Regions from separate parts of the Homo sapiens genome. Here region 2 is linked to region 1. Evidence: chromatin loops called from intact Hi-C (ENCODE). Cell type or tissue: thyroid gland. All regions are shown on one strand. Each heading gives the region's core, and the rest is flanking DNA. Links, peaks and the distances in the headings are about the cores only.

Evidence for each region. Hi-C counts contacts between places; a loop is a spot of excess contacts. Peaks named below come from ENCODE experiments on the same cell type or tissue, not always from the same donor. Only the 100,000 strongest peaks of a DNase experiment are listed, where the experiment ranks them.
Region 2: it touches region 1 in a loop (1.8-fold over the local background); 2 of 110 quality-filtered maps call a loop at or near these places.

The regions. Positions count from the first base shown.
Region 1 is chr16:68,977,439-68,985,775 of GRCh38, forward strand. The region is part of intron 15 of TANGO6 (transport and golgi organization 6 homolog); the gene reads left to right. Among named protein-coding and RNA genes, the nearest start is that of HAS3, 120 kb to the right of the region's middle. RefSeq lists an enhancer at 284-784. In thyroid gland, for the core only: no CTCF peak of the experiment used is centred there; DNase peaks (open chromatin) are centred at 1,323 and 3,413; H3K27ac peaks cover 6,864 bases.
Region 2 is chr16:68,920,177-68,928,513 of GRCh38, forward strand. TANGO6 (transport and golgi organization 6 homolog) reads left to right here. Exons shown (of 18, transcript NM_024562.2): 13 at 7,392-7,907. It also overlaps the pseudogene RNU7-42P. Among named protein-coding and RNA genes, the nearest start is that of TANGO6, 81 kb to the left of the region's middle. In thyroid gland, for the core only: no CTCF peak of the experiment used is centred there; no DNase peak of the experiment used is centred there.

The DNA of each region.
Region 1 (8,337 bases), core at 258-8,257:
ATCCCAGCACTTTGGGAGGCCAAGGCGGGCGGATCATGAGACCGAGACGACGATCAAGAGATCGAGACCATCCTGGCCAACATGGTGAAACCCTGTCTCTACTAAAAATACAAAATTAGCTGGGCGTGGTGGCACGTGCTTGTAGTCCCAGCTACTCAGGAGGCTGAGGCAGGAGAATCTCTTGAACCCGGGAGGCAGAGGTTGCAGTGAGCTGGGATTTCACCACTGCAACGCCAGCCTGGCAACAGAGCCAGATTCCGTCTCAAAAAAAAAAAGAGATGGAGTCACCCAGACTGGAGTCCAGTGGTGCCATCTTAGCTCACTGCAGCCTCTGCCTCCTGGGTTCAAGCGATTCTCCTGCCTCAGCCTCCCGAGTAGCTGGGACCACAGGCCCACACCACCACGCCCGGCTAATTTTTGTATTTTTAGTAGAGACAGGGTTTCACCATGTTGGACAGGCCGGTCTCGAACTCCTGACCTCAGGTGATCCGCCTGCCTTGGCCTCCCACAGTGCTTGAATTACAGGTGTGAGCCACTGCACCCAGCTGAGAGTGAAATTTAAAAATACATTTTTTTCTAAGAAGAAAGATGAACTTTCTATATTTGCCTTAGTTCTGAATTTGGATCTAAAACATGCCAGACAAGTACACCATTATAATAAATCATTCTCTCATAGTAGGTGTGAAGGGTGTACCACTGGGATTATCAGAGCTGAGAAGAATATAAACCATACATAGACAACATCAACGTAACATGTATTTTCTCTGGTAGACCGCTACCTTTGGGATGATAAACACTAAAAGTACATATTTCAGAGTCCCCATTGGCCAGTCCAAATCATTTCCTGGGGTGAAAGTGGAGGTGGGGATGAAAGGCTGGATAGAGTTGAGGTGAGGCCTTACTCCTCCTTACATAGTCTTATAATTAGCCCAATTTCCAAAACAGCCTTCTGGCATTTCAAAGCAAATTCCACTAATTCTCAAAGTTCCCTTCTTTCTGTAGCCTACTCTTCAGAGTGTCCAACTGTAAACATAGCCTTAGCTTTAACTGCTAGTTTCTGTTTCACATCATCAACTTGTCCTGGTGCATAGATGAAGTGGTGTGTTGAAATCCTTTGAATAACATTAAAGCCCAATTTGACAACATAGCCAATATTCTTTGTTTTCTAGTGTTGTGGAAATGCTGTGAATAGCCACTTGGTAAAGCTTCTCTAATAAGTCCCCTAGTTCCCTCAGCCTAGGCCTTGCTCTCTCCCCACCCCTACCTCTTCTCTGCAGTGGTGGGAGTTGGTGGGAGAATGCGGCCCACCCGTGGGAGCAGGGTGCAGTACACTATGTTACCTCTCCACATCATGCTAGTTCCCTAGCCACACCTACTTGTCTTCCTGCCACTAGATCATAGTGCAAAATCAGCAGGAGCTTTTTTTCTTTCCATTAAAAAAAAATTGAGGTAATACATATATACAGTAAAGTATATAAAGTATATGATTTTTTTTTTTTTTTTTGAGACAGGGTCTCGTTCTGTTGCCCAGGCTGGAATGCAGTGGTGCGATCATGGCTTACTGCATCCTTGGCCTGTCAGTCTGATCTGCCTCCCTCAGCTTCCCAAGTAGCTAGGACCACAGGTGTGCGCCACCATACCTGGCTATTTATTAAATTTTTTATAGAGATGGGGGTCTCGCTGTGTTCCCCAGGCTGATCCCGACCCCCTGGGCTCAAGTGATCCTCCCACCTCCACCTCCCAGTGTGCTGAGATTAAGGCGTAAACCACAGCACCCAGCCTGAAGTATATGAATTTTTTTTTTTTCTTGAGACGGAGTCTTGCTCTGTTATCCAGGCCGGAGTGCAGTGGTGTGATCTTGGCTCACTGCAACCTCCACTTCCCAGGTTCAAGGGATTCTCCAGCCTCAGCCTCCCGAGTAGCTGGGACTACAGGCGCGTGCCACTGCGTCCAACTAATTTTTGTATTTTTAGTAGAGATGGGGTTTCATCATGTTGGCCAGGCTGGTCGCAAGCTCCTGACCTCAGGTGATCCACCCACCTCAGCCTCCCAAAGTGCTGGGATTACAGGCGTGAGCCACTGCGCCGGGCCCAGGAATATTTTTGAAGATATTTGTTGCTAAAATGTCTTCCAGAGAAGTTGTGCCAGTTTATATTATCAATGTTTGTCTGTACCCTCAAAAGTATGATATATTCTATGTATTATCATTTTTAAAAATCTTTATCAAGAAGATATATAAAGGAATGCTATCTTGTTTTTATTTCCATTTATTCAATTGATAAGGTTAAATATTTTCCATATATTGACTAGTTAAGATTCCGTGTATGTGGAGGGTGTGCATGTGTGTGTGAGAATTACATATTCTAGTCCGTTGTTTTTTCATTAGGGTATCAATTTTGTTTTTTGACTTTTTTTTTTTTTTTTGTAGTGGAGTCTCGCTCTGTCACCCAGGCTGGAGTGCAGTGGCTCAATCTCAGCTCACTTCAACGTCCGGCTGCCAGGTTCAAACAATTCTCTGCCTCAGCCTCCTGAGTAGCTGGGACTACAGATGTGTGCCACCATGCCCGGCTAATTTTTTTTGGTATTTTTAGTAGAGACGGGGTTTCACCATGCTGGCCAGGCTGGTCTCGAACTCCTGACCTCGTGATCTGCCCGCCTCGGCCTCCCAAAGTGCTGGGATTACAGGCGTGAGCCACCACGCCCTGCCCTTGTTTTTTGATTTTTAAAAGTTTTATGTATTTAAAGATCTTGAACCATTGACATTTATATCATAAATATTTTCTTTTAGTTTTATTCATATTTTCTTTTTCATTTTGTTTTTGACACACAGAAGTTTTTAATGTCAATGAAGGTAAATCTATCTTTTACCTTATGATTTTTCTCTTATATAGAAAACAGCTTTCCCAAACCAGGATTACATGAGTATGAATCTATCTGTCTGTCATTCTCTCTCTCTCTCTCTCTCTCTCTCTATATATATATATATATATATATATATTTTTTTTTTTTTTTTTGAGATAGGGTCTTGCTATGTTGCCCAGGCTGGGCTTGAACTCCTGGGCTCAAGCAGTCCTCCTGCCTTAGCCCCATGATTAGCTGGGATTATGCACACGAGCCACTGCACCTATAGTTCCAGCTACTCAGGACTCCGAGGTGGGAGGATCTCTTGAGCCCAGGGGTTTGAGGTTGTTATGAGTAGCTGGAACTTTAGGTGCGTGCCACCACACCCAGCAAGGCTTTATATATTTTTATGTCTACTTTTCAATGTAGAAAATATTGTGGAAGGAGGCTAGGCGAGGTGGCTCACCTCAGCACTTTGGGAGGCCGAGGTGGGCGGATCACAAGATCAGGAGACCAGACCATCCTGTCTAACACCGTGAAACCCCGTCTCTGCTAAAAATACAAAATTAGCCAGGCATAGTGGCGGGCGCCTGTAGTGCCAGCTACTCGGGAAGCTGACGCAGGAGAATCTCTTGAATCTGGAGGCGGAGGTTGCAATGAGCCGAGATCACGCCACTGCACTACAGCCTGGTCAACAGAGTGAGACTCCATCTCAAAAAAAAAAGAATTGTGGAAAGATTTTGGTTCAGTCTCTTTTATTTAAGGAACAATTTAGGAGTTTTTGTACTCCTAGAAATTTAATCTTAACACGTTGTTAAATTACCAATCATTCCAAATGTTTTTCCATCTGTTTCCTCTTATGTGGTCCAATGTCAATGTTGACAATAACTTGTGGATTGTTACATGTCATTGCATTTCTTTTTTCTTTTCCTTTTTTTTTTTTTTTTTTTTTGCGGAGTCTTGCTCTGTTGCCCAGGCTGGAGTATAGTGGTGTGGTCTCAGCTCATTGCAACCTCTGCCTTCCGGGTTCAAGCAATTCTCCTGCCTCAGCCCCCTGAGTAGCTGGGATTACAGGCATGCACCACGACACCTGGCTAATTTTTGTATTTTTAGTAGAGACGGGTTTTTGCCATGTTGGCTAGGCTGGTCTCGACCTCCTGACCTCAGGTGATCCACCTGCCTCGGCCTCCAAAAATGCTGGAATTACAGGCGTGAGCCACTGCACCCAGCCATTGCATTTCTTAAAACTTCTCTTAAAATATAACATATTTTCTGTTTAGTAATATGTTCCTGATATTACTATTACTGTGCCCAAGATAATGAATTGGTCATTGGGATGTTACTTGGCAAATTGAATTAAATCAAAAGGGATTATTAAATGCATCTTTTTGGGTATTTCCTTTTGCGATTGCCTAGAGAATTAATCTGATCTGCTGTAGACCACACTCCTTTCTCACATATGCCTGATGCCTGATTTGGAATGCTCCAGAATTCAAAACGTTTTGAGCACTGACATGACACACTCAAAGGAAATGCTCATTGGAGCATTTTAGATTTTAGGATTAGGGATGCTCAACCAGTATATATTCTGCAAATACTCCAAACTCTAAAAAAATTCAAAATCTGAAAAACCCCAAAGCATTTCTGTCCCAAGTGTTTCAGATAAGAGATACTCAACCTATGTCTTCTCTTTCTTTGGCAATGTCTGGAGACACTTTTGGTTGTTAGAACTGGCTGGGGAGGGGATTATTATGGCATGTAGTAGACGCCCAGGATACTACCAGGCATCATAAAATGCACAGGATGGCCACCTACAACAAAGAAGATGTGGCTCAAAATGGCAGTAAGGCCCTTGTTGAAACACCTTGTTCTAGAACCCACGTGGGCCATTCTGTTTCTCTCAAATGTGTTAAATCCAGGGCTGCCACATATAATTATGCAGGTTGTTCACTGCTGTATAAACTCCTAGGGGCCTCATTATATGAATGGCATGCCCTGGAGTTGTATAATATACAACCTATGTAGTCATCCTGCTGGCCCTAACTAAATTCTAGCCTATCTCATACCTTTTTTTTAGACAGAGTCTCACTTTGTCGCCCAGGCTGGAGTGCAGTGGTGCAATCTTGGCTCACTGCAACCTCCTGGGTTCAAGCGATTCTCCTGCTTCAGTCTCCTGAGTAGCTGGGATTACAGGTGCCTGCCACCACGCCCCGCTAATTTTTGTATTTTTAGTAAAGACAGGGTTTCACCATGTTGGCCAGGCTGGTCTCGAACTCCTCACATCAGATGATCTACCCACCTTGGCCTCCCAAAGTGCTGGGATTACAGGCATGAGCCACCATGCCCTGGCCTTTTTTTTTTTTTTTTTTTTTTGTAGAGACAGGGGCTCACTATGTTGCCCAGGCTGGTCTCGAACTCCTGGGCTCAAGCAATCCTCCCACCTCGGCCTCCCAAAGTGTTGGGATTACAGGCATGAGCCACGGTGCCCAGTCCTCTATTTCACCTCTATTAGAACCTTCGTATATATGCCTCTTACCCTTTATTTCCTTCCTTTTAATAGACCATAAAATGAAGTATATTTTTAAATTATCCTTTGTATTTAGATAATATTTCATGTTCCTTGCTAATATTTATTTCTCCTCCAAAGGGATCAGAAGAGAAAATGAAGTGTTTTTTTTTTAAATACTTGGTTGCTCCTGAATCACTTCAGGAAGCCTCAGATTTGCAGGTCTTGTTATTTCTTTTTTTTTATTTTGATTTTTTTTAGAGACCAGTACCCAGACTGGTCTCAAACTCCTGGCCTCAAATGATCCTCCTGCCTTGGCTGCTCAAAGTACTGGAACTACAGGCGTGAGCCACCGCACTGGGCTGAAGTTACATCTTCTTTGTATGTGGCTCTCATTTGGATCCCCAGTTTGGGTCGGAAATCCTTGGTGGAAAAACAATTTATGTCCACCTCTGCCCATAGTAACACCCAAATACTCTCTGAATTCTAATTTAGTTTCCTGTTTTTGTCAATTTCTAAGTCATATAAATTCCTGGGTTATTTGGTTGCTCTTTCTAATGCTCAAAATTCTTTATCTTGAAAACACTTATTTTTTTTTTCTTAATCCTGGGGATGGGACATTAATGTAGTCCAGTTCAGAAACATTAATTGAGTAGCCACTGAGTGGTTGGGTTCTGTGACTGTAGCTGGAAACAGGAGCATGAAAAAGCAATGGTCTCTTCCTGCAAGGAGCTTATCATTTAGAGGGAGAGGTCAACTCATAGACAAATTGCATTGGTAAGAAGCCCGGCCCATGGAGGGAGAGGCCTGTATGGAGTATTGTGAGGCACAGAAGAAATGGTCATGTCTGTCCTTTTTCTTCTCCAAACCCTGCAGTTGAGTGTGGCAGTGTGCTACAAGGCTACATCCGTTCCTCATCATCATCACAGCACAACAGGTCCGTTTTTGAAAAAATAGCTTTTGTAGGGCCGGGCGCGGTGGCTCATGCCTGTAATCCCAGCACTTTGGGAGGCCGAGGCGGGCGGATCATGAGGTCAGGAGATCAAGACCATCCTGGCTAACACGGTGAAACCCCATCTCTAATAAAAATACAAAAAATTAGCCAGTCGTGTTGGCGGGTGCCTGTTGTCCCAGCTACTCGGGAGGCTGAGGCAGGAGAATGGTGTGAACCTGGGAGGCAGAGGTTGCAGTGAGCCGAGATCACGCCACTGCTCTCCAGCCTGGGCGACAGAGCAAGACTCCGTCTCAAAAAGAAAAAAAAAAAAAAAAGAAAAATAGCTTTTGTATGATAGTTTTCAGAGATTTCCATTTCACAGCACAGTCTTAAATTCAGGTGAAAAGGGAGGTTGGAAGTGTGAATAATTGGATACCAGTCTGGGAGTTTAGCATTCATGGATTTTGGCAGCAATAAACAGCAGTCAAGTGTTAGAGCTCACATATTTTTAAAGAAGAAATTTTCATCAAAACTCAGGATCAAATGAAATGCTCCCTGCTGAGTCTGCCTAGGCTGGCATCAGTGTAGTTCAATTCAACAAACATTTATATTAATATAAATGGAAATACTAATATGGCCAGAATTGAAGGTTGAAATCCAGACTAAGTAACTATTTTTCCTTTCCCGTTTCTCTTTTTCTTTCTCACATCAATTTTTTGATGGCTATAACTTATTACTGATATAATAAGGGGAAGGGAAAAGTCTATAGATTGAACTATACTTCCTACTTATATTAGACAGTTTGGATTTTTTTTTTTCAAGCTAGGATCTTGCTCTGTTGCCCAGGCTAGAGTGCAGTGGTGCCATCACTGGCTCACTAGAGCTTCCACCTCCTGGCCTCAAGCCATCATCCCACCTCAGCCTCCCGAGTAGCTAGGACTGTAGGCATGCATCACCATGCCCAGCTAATTTTTTTATTTTTTGTAGATGTGGGGTCTCACTATGTTGCCCAGGCTGTTCTCAAACTCCTGAGCTCAAGTGATCTGCCTGTGTCAGCCTCTCAAAGTGTTGGGATCACAGATGTGAACCACCACACCTGGCCCAGAAAAATATTTAAAAGTATGAAAAAGAAAATAATCACCTATAATTTCACTTTGGAGTAACTACTCTTTGTTTACATTTTGATGTATTTTCTTCAAGCTTTTTTTTTCTTTCTCAGAATTGTAATTACACTGTATGTATATATACTGCTTTTTTTTTTCTTGGTTAACATTATTTGTAAGTACTTTCCTATGTCATTAAATATTTCTTTGTTGTTGTTAGTTTTTTTTTAAATAGAAATGGTGTGTCACTATGTTGCCCAGGCTGGACTCCAACACCTGGGCTCAAGTGATCCTCCTGCCTCGGCCTCCCAAAGTGTTAGGATTACAGGCGTGAACTACCATGCCTGGCCTATTTCTTGAAAATATAATATTGACTGTGTTATAATCTAATTATGTAACTACCTGAATTTATTATACTTTTATTTAATTATCTCTGGGAACATATTGTTTAATTAGGTTGTTTCCAGTTTATTACTGATTATGACAAGTGTTCTGTTGATTATTCTTACATATAACTCCTTTTGATGATTCTTTGGTTCTTTCCTTGGGATTGGTTTCTACAAGGGAAGTTATTAGGTCAACATATACTTCTTGATATTTAGCACCGGCGGGTGCAGTGACTCATGCCTGTAATCCTAGCACTTCGAGAGGCTGAGGCAGGCAGGTCACTTGAGCCCAGGAGTTCAAGACCAGCCTGGACAACATGACGAAACCCCATCTCTACACAAAAATACAAAAATTAGCTGGGGGTGTGGTGGCAGGCACCTATGGTCCTAGCTACTCAGGAGGCTGAGGTGGGAAGATCACCTGAGCCCGGGAGGTCAAGGCTGCAGTGAGCCATGATTGTGCCACTGTACTCCAGCCTAGGTGACAGAGTGAGACCCTGTCTCAAAAAACACATTTTTTAAATTTAATTTTAAAAGATACTTAGTGCCAAGCTGTCCTCCAGAAAT
Region 2 (8,337 bases), core at 62-8,061, 57 kb before region 1:
GACACTAAATGACTGTTCAGAAATGTACTTAGAATTGAATGAAGGGTCTCAAAAGAGAAGTGGCGGGTACCAAGAGCACATAACATCTAACCTAGGCTGGGAAGATTTCCACTGAGGAAGTGTAAGCGTAAGCTAAGATTTGAAGGAAACTCTTCCAAGTAAGGAAAACATCACGTACAAAGGCTTAGAAGCAGCAAAGAGCTTGGTATACTTGAGACACTGATGGAAGGCTGGTGTTAGTGAATTGTAGAGACCAAGGGGAAGAGCATGCCTGCAAGGACAAAAGATAGTCAAGGGCTAGACCATGCATGTGTGTGTGACTGGCTGATTACATACCGAGTTAGGTGAGGAGTCTGCAGGAAAGCAGAATAGGCTTAGTGTGAGTCTTATGAAATCTACCCTGCAGCCAGCCTGCTCATAACCCTTAGCAATGAGTAGGATACCCTCTGGGAATGGATTTTTGAGCTTGAGGATTCAAATCTGATTCTGATTCTCGATGTATTAGAATATACCTTTCACTAGCCTGTCTAAAAGGAAAGGGAATTTTATCTGGGCCTGTTATTAGTGTGAAGCCCATTTCTTTAGATTTACTTAGCACTTCTAATTATATATTTTCCATATTGTTTTAAAAAAAAAGCTTTTGGTTCAGTTTCTAGAGCCATAGTATACCCTTGCTGTTAGAACTGTCAAGGTTTGGGAGGCCGAGGTGGGCGGATCAGGAGGTCAGGAGATCGAGACCATCCTGGCTAACACAGTGAAACTCCGTCTCTACTAAAAATACAAAAAAAAGGTGGCGGGTGCCTGTAGTCCCAGCTACTCGGGAGGCTGAGGCAGGAGAATGGCGTGAACCTGGGAGGCGGAGGTTGCAGTGGGCGGAGGTTGCAGTGAGCCGAGATCGCGCCACTGCACTCCAGCCTGGGCAACAGAGCGAGACTCTGTCTCAAAAAAAAAAAAAAAAAAAAGAACTATCAAGGAAAGTTTCACTGATGGAATCATTTTTCTTTTTTCTTTTCTTTTTTTTTTTCAGACAGAGTCTTACTCTGTCACCCAGACTGGAATGCAGTGGCACAATCTCAGCTCACTGCAGCCTCCACCTCCTGGGTTCAAGCAATTCTCCTGCCTCAGCCTCCCAAGTAGCTGGGATTACAGGCATGCACCACCACGCCCAGCTAATTTTTTGTATTTATAGTAGAGACAGGGTTTTGCCATGTTGGCCAGGCTGGTCTCGAACCCCTGACCTCAAGTGATTCACCCGCCTCGGCCTCCCAAAGTGTTACAGGCATGAGCCACCACGCTCGGCCGGAATCATTTTTCTTAAGTTGTATTCTTATTGGATTTAGTTGGCCAAATAGATTTTTGTTTTGTTTTGTTTTGTTTTTTTTTGGTTGAATATTGATTTGAATAGTCTTTTTCCACAAGGTGAGAGTGTGCTTTTTTTTTTTTTTTTTTTTTTGGCTTCTCTTTACTTCACACTTATCATTTCAAACCACATCCCAATGTAAGATAGATCACAAAAATCTCCATTTCCCTTTCTAGAAGCCCATTGTTGGAGGGCTGGCTGTGCACATTAGTTGTGTTCTAAGACAGACTCACCTGACTGATATCAAGGTTATACCTTGCAGGCCCCTGCCTTTCTGTGAGCCATCCTGACTCACTGATTACATCCGGCATTCCTCTGACTTTGCAGTTAGTTAAGTGAACATAAGCACGTCACCCCCTATACCTTTGCCCTAGATCTACTACTTTTTTTCTGTTTGAATCATGGATTTGTAAATGGCTTCTATAGTAATGCTGGATTTTCTTTCTTTGTATTAGAAAAAAATGTCATGGTTCTGAATTGTGTTTTCAGTTAATCATTGTCAGGCTAACAATATACTGTTTTTTCCTATTTCTTACTAGGATTCGTTGTTTTGGCTTATTAAAAAAGAATCTAACATCATCTGAACCTTTTTTGTTTCTAATTTATGTAATCAAAGTGATTATTAGAACATTGTGTCTGGGAAGAGGAGTTAATTTGGAAAAAGCATGTATTTAAGACTGCTGACAACAACAACAAAAACAAAATTAAAAAAAAAAAAAGGCCGGGCGCGGTGGCTTATGCCTGTAATCCTAGGACTTCGGGAGGCCAAGTCGGGTGGATCACGAGGTCAGGAGTTCAAGACCAGCCTGGCAAACATGGTGAAACCCCATCTCTACTAAAAATACAAAAATCAGCCGGGCTTGGTGGCGCGTGCCTATAATCCCAGCTACTTGGGAGGCTGAGGCAGGAGAATCGCTTGAACCCAGGAGGGGGAGGTTGCGGTGAGCGGAGACCATGCCACTGCACTCCAGCCTGGCAACAGAGCAAGACTCCATCTCAAAACAAACAAACAAAAATTTATAATTAAAAAAAAAAAGACTGCTGACAAGATAACTGTAGTTCCAGGCTCATTTTCTAAATTTCAGAGTTAGTCACCACTAAAAGTATTATACATTGGTTACTCCTCCCTGTCCCCTCAAGAAGCAGTTTCTGCATGATGTTGTATTGTCCATTGGTCTCTAAAGCACGAGGCTGAGCAGACCATTCCAGACCTTCTTTAGGAAAAACCAAAACCATGTTGTTCCAGGGAGGCAGCAGAGCTTCTGGTTAAAAGCTGGGCTCCAAATCTTGAAATCTAGATTCTACTGGGGTGGGGGCCCATTATTGGGAGAGAAAAGGTGCATCTCTTCTCTAAAGGGGAAGGGGGCTTTAGCTTGGTCTTACTCTACACTGCTTAGGTCATGTTTTTTTTTTTTTTTTTTTTTTTTTTTGAGATGGAGTTTCGCTCGTTGCCCAGGCTGGGGTGCAATGGCACGATCTCGGCTCACCGCAACCTCCGCCCGCTGGGTTCAAGCGATTCTCCTGCCTCAGCCTCCCAAGTAGCTGGGATTACGGTCATGCACCACCACGCCCGGCTCATTTTGTATTTTTTTTTTTTTTGTAGTAGAGATGGGGTTTCTCCATGTCGGTCAGGCTAGTCCCGAACTCCTGACCTCAGGTGATCTGCCCGCTTCCGCCTCCCAAAGCGCCGGGATTACAGGCATGAGCCACCGCGCCTGGCCTGCTTAGGTCATGTTTTTGATCAAAGACCATTGCTCAGACTCTTTGGCAGAAAGGTTACCAGGAGCATGGACTGTGTTTTAGGTGCTGCTGACTTACATATTAGAATCATTGCAAACGATTAGAGGCTGGGGTAGAAGTAGTGGTAAGCAAGCTAGAGGTCTATTGCAGAATGGAGGAAGGGGAGAGAGGGACGAGCCGCTGAAATCTGTTGCATGCTGGTGAGGCGAATTGGTTGAGTCAGTTCCTGTGCTACAATGCTGTCCTTTCTCTTCTTCACCGAGCCCAATTTGGGTGCTCTATAGAACTGCTTGGGAAAATTCCCATTATTTCAAGCTGTTATATAGAACTCCAAAGAGCAGACAATCCTTCTTAATTGCTGTTGCTTTCAAGCAGCCTCATTTAGAGATGTCTTACTTTCTGCCATATTTAATAAACCTGCCACAGTAGGTACTTAATTAACAGTTTTTGAATGGATGGATAAATGGAAGGAAGAAAGAATAAAAGGAAGAAAGGAAAGGTGATGTCTAATGAAGGAGGCATGATTTGTTTTGTTTTGTTTTGTTTTGTTTTGTTTTGTTTTGTTTTTTCAAAAGGGCATGAGCTCAAAAAGTTGAAAAACACTGCCCTCACCCATAGTGAGCAACCTCCAGATCTGGGCACACCCATGGGAGTGTTGTGAATGTTAGTCATGTGTTATCAGGGGCAAAGGAGAGCCATGCTTCTTGTTTTCACAGGCTTTCACTTGATTATCCTCTAGGTAATCCAGTCTTTTATCAGAATTTCCCTAGAGTGGAGAGGCATCCTTCAACTGCTTGTATGCAGGTGATCAAACTGGCTAAAAAAGCCCTTACTTGCAAACCACAGTGCCTCCAATTTTACAACTTAAAAAGAAAATGACTTTCCAGTTAACTAAGCTGACTAGTTCTCTCTAATTCTTTTGCTTTTGAGATTAAACCATCTATTTCTGGAATTGTCTTCATTGTGCTCATTTATACACATCGTTAAAGATTTTCAGAGCTTTGGCCAGGTGCCAGTGGCTCACGCCTATAATCCCAGTGCTTTGGGAGGCCGAGGCAGGAGGATCACCTGAGGTCAGGAGTTCCAGACCAGATCAGCTACTCGGGAGGCTGAGGCAGGAGAATTGCTTGAACCCAAGAGGCAGAAGTTGCAGTGAGCTGAGATCACACCATTGCACTCCAGCCTGGGCAACAAGAGTGAAACTCCCTCTCAAAAAAAAAAGGCTCCTCAGCTGGGCACGGTGGCTCATGCCTGTAATCCCAGCACTTTGGGAGGCTGAGGTGGGAAGATCACCTGAGGTCAGGAGTTCGAGACCAGCCTGGCCAAAATGGCAAAACCCCATCTCTACTAAAAATATAAAAAAATTAGCCGGGTATGGTGGCGGGCACCTGTCATCCCAGCTACTTGAAAGGCTGAGGCAGGAGGATCGCTTGAACGTGGGAGGCGGAGGATGCAGTGAGCTGAGATCATGCCATTGCACTCCAGCCTGGGTGACAAGAGCAAAATTCCGTCTCAAAAAAAAGAAAACAGAAACAAACTCCTCACATAGCTGCTGCCACCCAGTGCATTTCCCTGGACAACCCCAGGGGCTAGATGTTCAATGAGTAAATACCCCCATACAGGTTGTGGGCACCTGGTTGTCCAGCCCGAGGCCAGGGATCCCAGGTCACACCCTTGATCAGGGAGGGATCAAGGTGCTTCTGCCATGCCCAGGATTGAGAACTCTGTGGATGCAAAGAGGGGTGGGTGGGAAGCCTGGTGTGGTGGCTCACGCCTGTAATCCCAGCATTTTGGGAGGCTGAGGTGGGCGGATCACATGAGGTCAGGAGTTTGAGGCCAGCCCCGGCAACATGGCAAAACCCTGACTCTACTAAAAATACAAAAATTAGCCAGGCATGGTGGCCGCACCTGGAGTCCCAGCTACTCAAGAGGCTGAGGTGGGGGAATCGCTTGAACCTGGGAGGTGGAGGTTGCAGTGAGCCAAGATTGTGCCATTGCACTCCAGCCTGAGCAATAGAGCAAGACTCTGTCTCAAAAAAAAGAAAAAATTGCAATTCCCTAATGACTTATGACATTGAGTATGTCTTCCTATGCTTATTTGCCATCTGTATATCTTCTTTGGTAGGGTATTCTTCTTTGGTAGACCTATCTGTTAAGGTCTTTTGCCCATTTTTAAGTCAGGTTGTTCATTTTCTTATTGAGTTTAAAGAGTTCTTTGTATATTTTGGATATTAGTCCTTTTTCAGATATGTCTTTTACAAATATTTTCTCTCATTCTGTAGTTTGTCTTCTCATTCTCTTGACAGTTTCTTTTGCAGAGCAGACATTCTTAATTTTAATAAGGTCCAGGTTTTTAACTATTTCTTTCATAGATCATGCCTTTGCTGTTGTATTTAAAAGGTCATTGCTTTTAAGAGGTCATCTCAATTTTCTACTATGTTAACTTGTAGGAGTTTTATAGTTTTGTATTTGACAGTTAGGTTTATGATCCATTTCAAGTTAATTTTTGTGCAAGGTGCAAGGTCTGTGTCTAGATTCATTTTTTCACATGTGCATGCCAGTTGTTCCAGCACCATTTGTTGAAAAAACTGTCTTTTCTACTGACACTTGTTCCAATTAAAAAAAAAAAAAAGAAAAAAGAAACTGTATTTTTTTTTCCATTTAAAGCCTTTGCTCCTTTGTCAAAGTTCAGTTGACTCTATTTATCTGGGTCTATTTCTGGCCTTTCTGTTCTGTCCCATTGATCTATTTGTCTTGGCTGGTTTTTTTTTTTAGAAGAAATTGTTATATAGAAGAGAAATTAAAAAAGAGGCCAAATAGACTGTAGGTAAATTATTCTCATTTTAGATGCTTTAAAAAAGTCCATGATACAACCGAGGCACTGAATGAAGTTTAGCATAATGATAATACTAGTATAATTATTTGAAAATGTCTCGGCCGGGCACCGTGGCTCATGCCTGTAATTCCAGCACTTTGGAAGGCCAAGGTGGGCGGATCACCTGAGGTCCGGAGTTCAAGACCAGCCTGGCCAACATGGTGAAACCCCGTTTCTACTAAACTATAAAAAATTAGCCAGGCATGGTGGCGTGTGCCTGTAGTCCCAGCTACTCGGGAGGCTGAGGCAGGAGAATGGCGTGAACCCGGGAGGTGGAGGTTGCAGTGAGCCGAGATTACGCCATTGCACTCCAGCCTAGGCAGCAGAGCGAGACTCCGTTTCCAAAAAGAAAAGAAAAAAATAAAAATAAAAAGGATTTTTTTTTCTTTTTTTTGAGACAGAGTCTCGCTCTGTTGCCCAAGCTGGAGGGCAGTGGCGTGATCTCAGCTCACTGCAACCTCTGCCTCCCGGGTTTAAGCGATTCTCCTGCCTCAGCCTTCCGAGTAGCTGGGACTACAGGCACATGCCACCATGCCCAGCTGATTTTTGTATTTTTAGTAGAGGTGGGGTTTCGCCATGTTGGCCAGTAAAAAGGACTTAAGATCCTTAAGGTATTCAAATTTTCAGGGTCTCCTGAAGCCTCATCTGATAATTTCTCCAGTGTTTTCAAACAGAAAAGTATTACCATTGATTCTTACTTTTCATTGATCACACATACACCTTTTGGGTGGCAGTGGGTGAGGGGGGTGCTTTCCAGTGAAGACCAGAAAACCTGCTAGACAAATTCTAATAGAGCTGTAACACTCATGCACCTTTCTTAGTAGTAAGGCATATGACATTATTCAGACAAAGCTTCCATGGAGAATAAAATGTTATATAATTTTCACTTCCACTTTCCAGAAGAAATCCCTTTCTTCCCGTTTTCTCTGTGATCCCTTCCAGATCTATGGTGCACTTGCATACTGACTGGCCACTTTAGATCATGTAGTTAAGAACAGCCTTATCTTTTCAAGGGAGACTGCGTAGGGTATTGGGTGAGAGTGTGGGCTCTGATCCCAGTTTCTTGAGTTCACATCTTACTATCTTCCAGTCTGTGACCTTGGGCATGTTACTTAACCGTTCTGTTTCCACCTGTTTAAAATGTAGATAATAATAGTCATTATATCACAAGGATATGAATGTGTGTGTGTGTGTTTTATCTTAGAAAAGAACCTGTATATGATAAGTGTTCAATAAATGTTAGGTATGATTATTCAACAAATGGTATTCAGTGCTGGACCCAGGCAATACACTGATTACACCATGAGCAAGATTTGATCCCTGCCCTTTTTTCTCAGAATATGTTTCCTGGTGCTCAGGTCATATTGAAATTTGCTATGTTAATTTGGGTTTGACATTTTTTATTTCATTTTGTAGTTGAAGTCAAGTGATTTTGCTGTTCTGAAGCAGTTGTTGCCTCTGTTGGAGAAGGTATCCAACACATACCCTGATCCGGTCATCCAAGAACTCGCTGTTGATCTCCGCATCACCATCTCTACCCATGGAGCCTTTGCCACTGAGGCCGTCAGCATGGCTGCCCAAAGTACACTGAACAGAAAAGATCTGGAAGGGAAAATAGAAGAGCAGCAACAAACCAGTCATGAAAGACCCACTGATGTAGCTCATAGCCACCTTGAACAACAGCAGAGCCATGAGACAGCCCCCCAGACAGGCCTGCAGTCAAATGCTCCAATCATTCCTCAAGGAGTCAATGAGCCCAGCACTACTACAAGTCAGAAATCTGGAAGCGTAACCACAGAACAGCTCCAAGAGGTTCTTTTGTCAGCTTATGACCCTCAAATTCCAACACGGGCTGCTGCCCTGCGTACTCTTTCCCACTGGATAGAGCAGAGAGAAGCAAAAGCCCTTGAGATGCAAGAGAAGCTTCTCAAGGTGAGTAGAACACACTGTAAAGACACATGGGCACAGGGTGGGGCATTCATTCAACTCAAGTATTTTTGGAGCCTGGACTATGTGTCAAGTGCTGTTCTGGACCACCCTCCAGAAATTTGTGAATTTTGTGAGGAGGCAACACTTAGACACAGGAAAGATTTATTTAGACACAGGAAAGACTTAAACTCCTCAAATGAATATGAACTGAGTGCCAATTTTTTTTTTTTTTTTTTTTTTTTGAGATGGAATCTCGCTCTGTCCCCCAGGCTGGAGTGCAGTGGTGCAATCTCGGCTCACTGCAAGCTCCGCCTTCTGGGTTCACACCATTCTCCTGCCTCAGCCTCCCGAGTAGCTGGGACTACAGGTGTCTGCCACCACCCCCGGCTAATTTTTTGTATTTTTAGTAGAGACGGGCACCATGTTAGCCAGG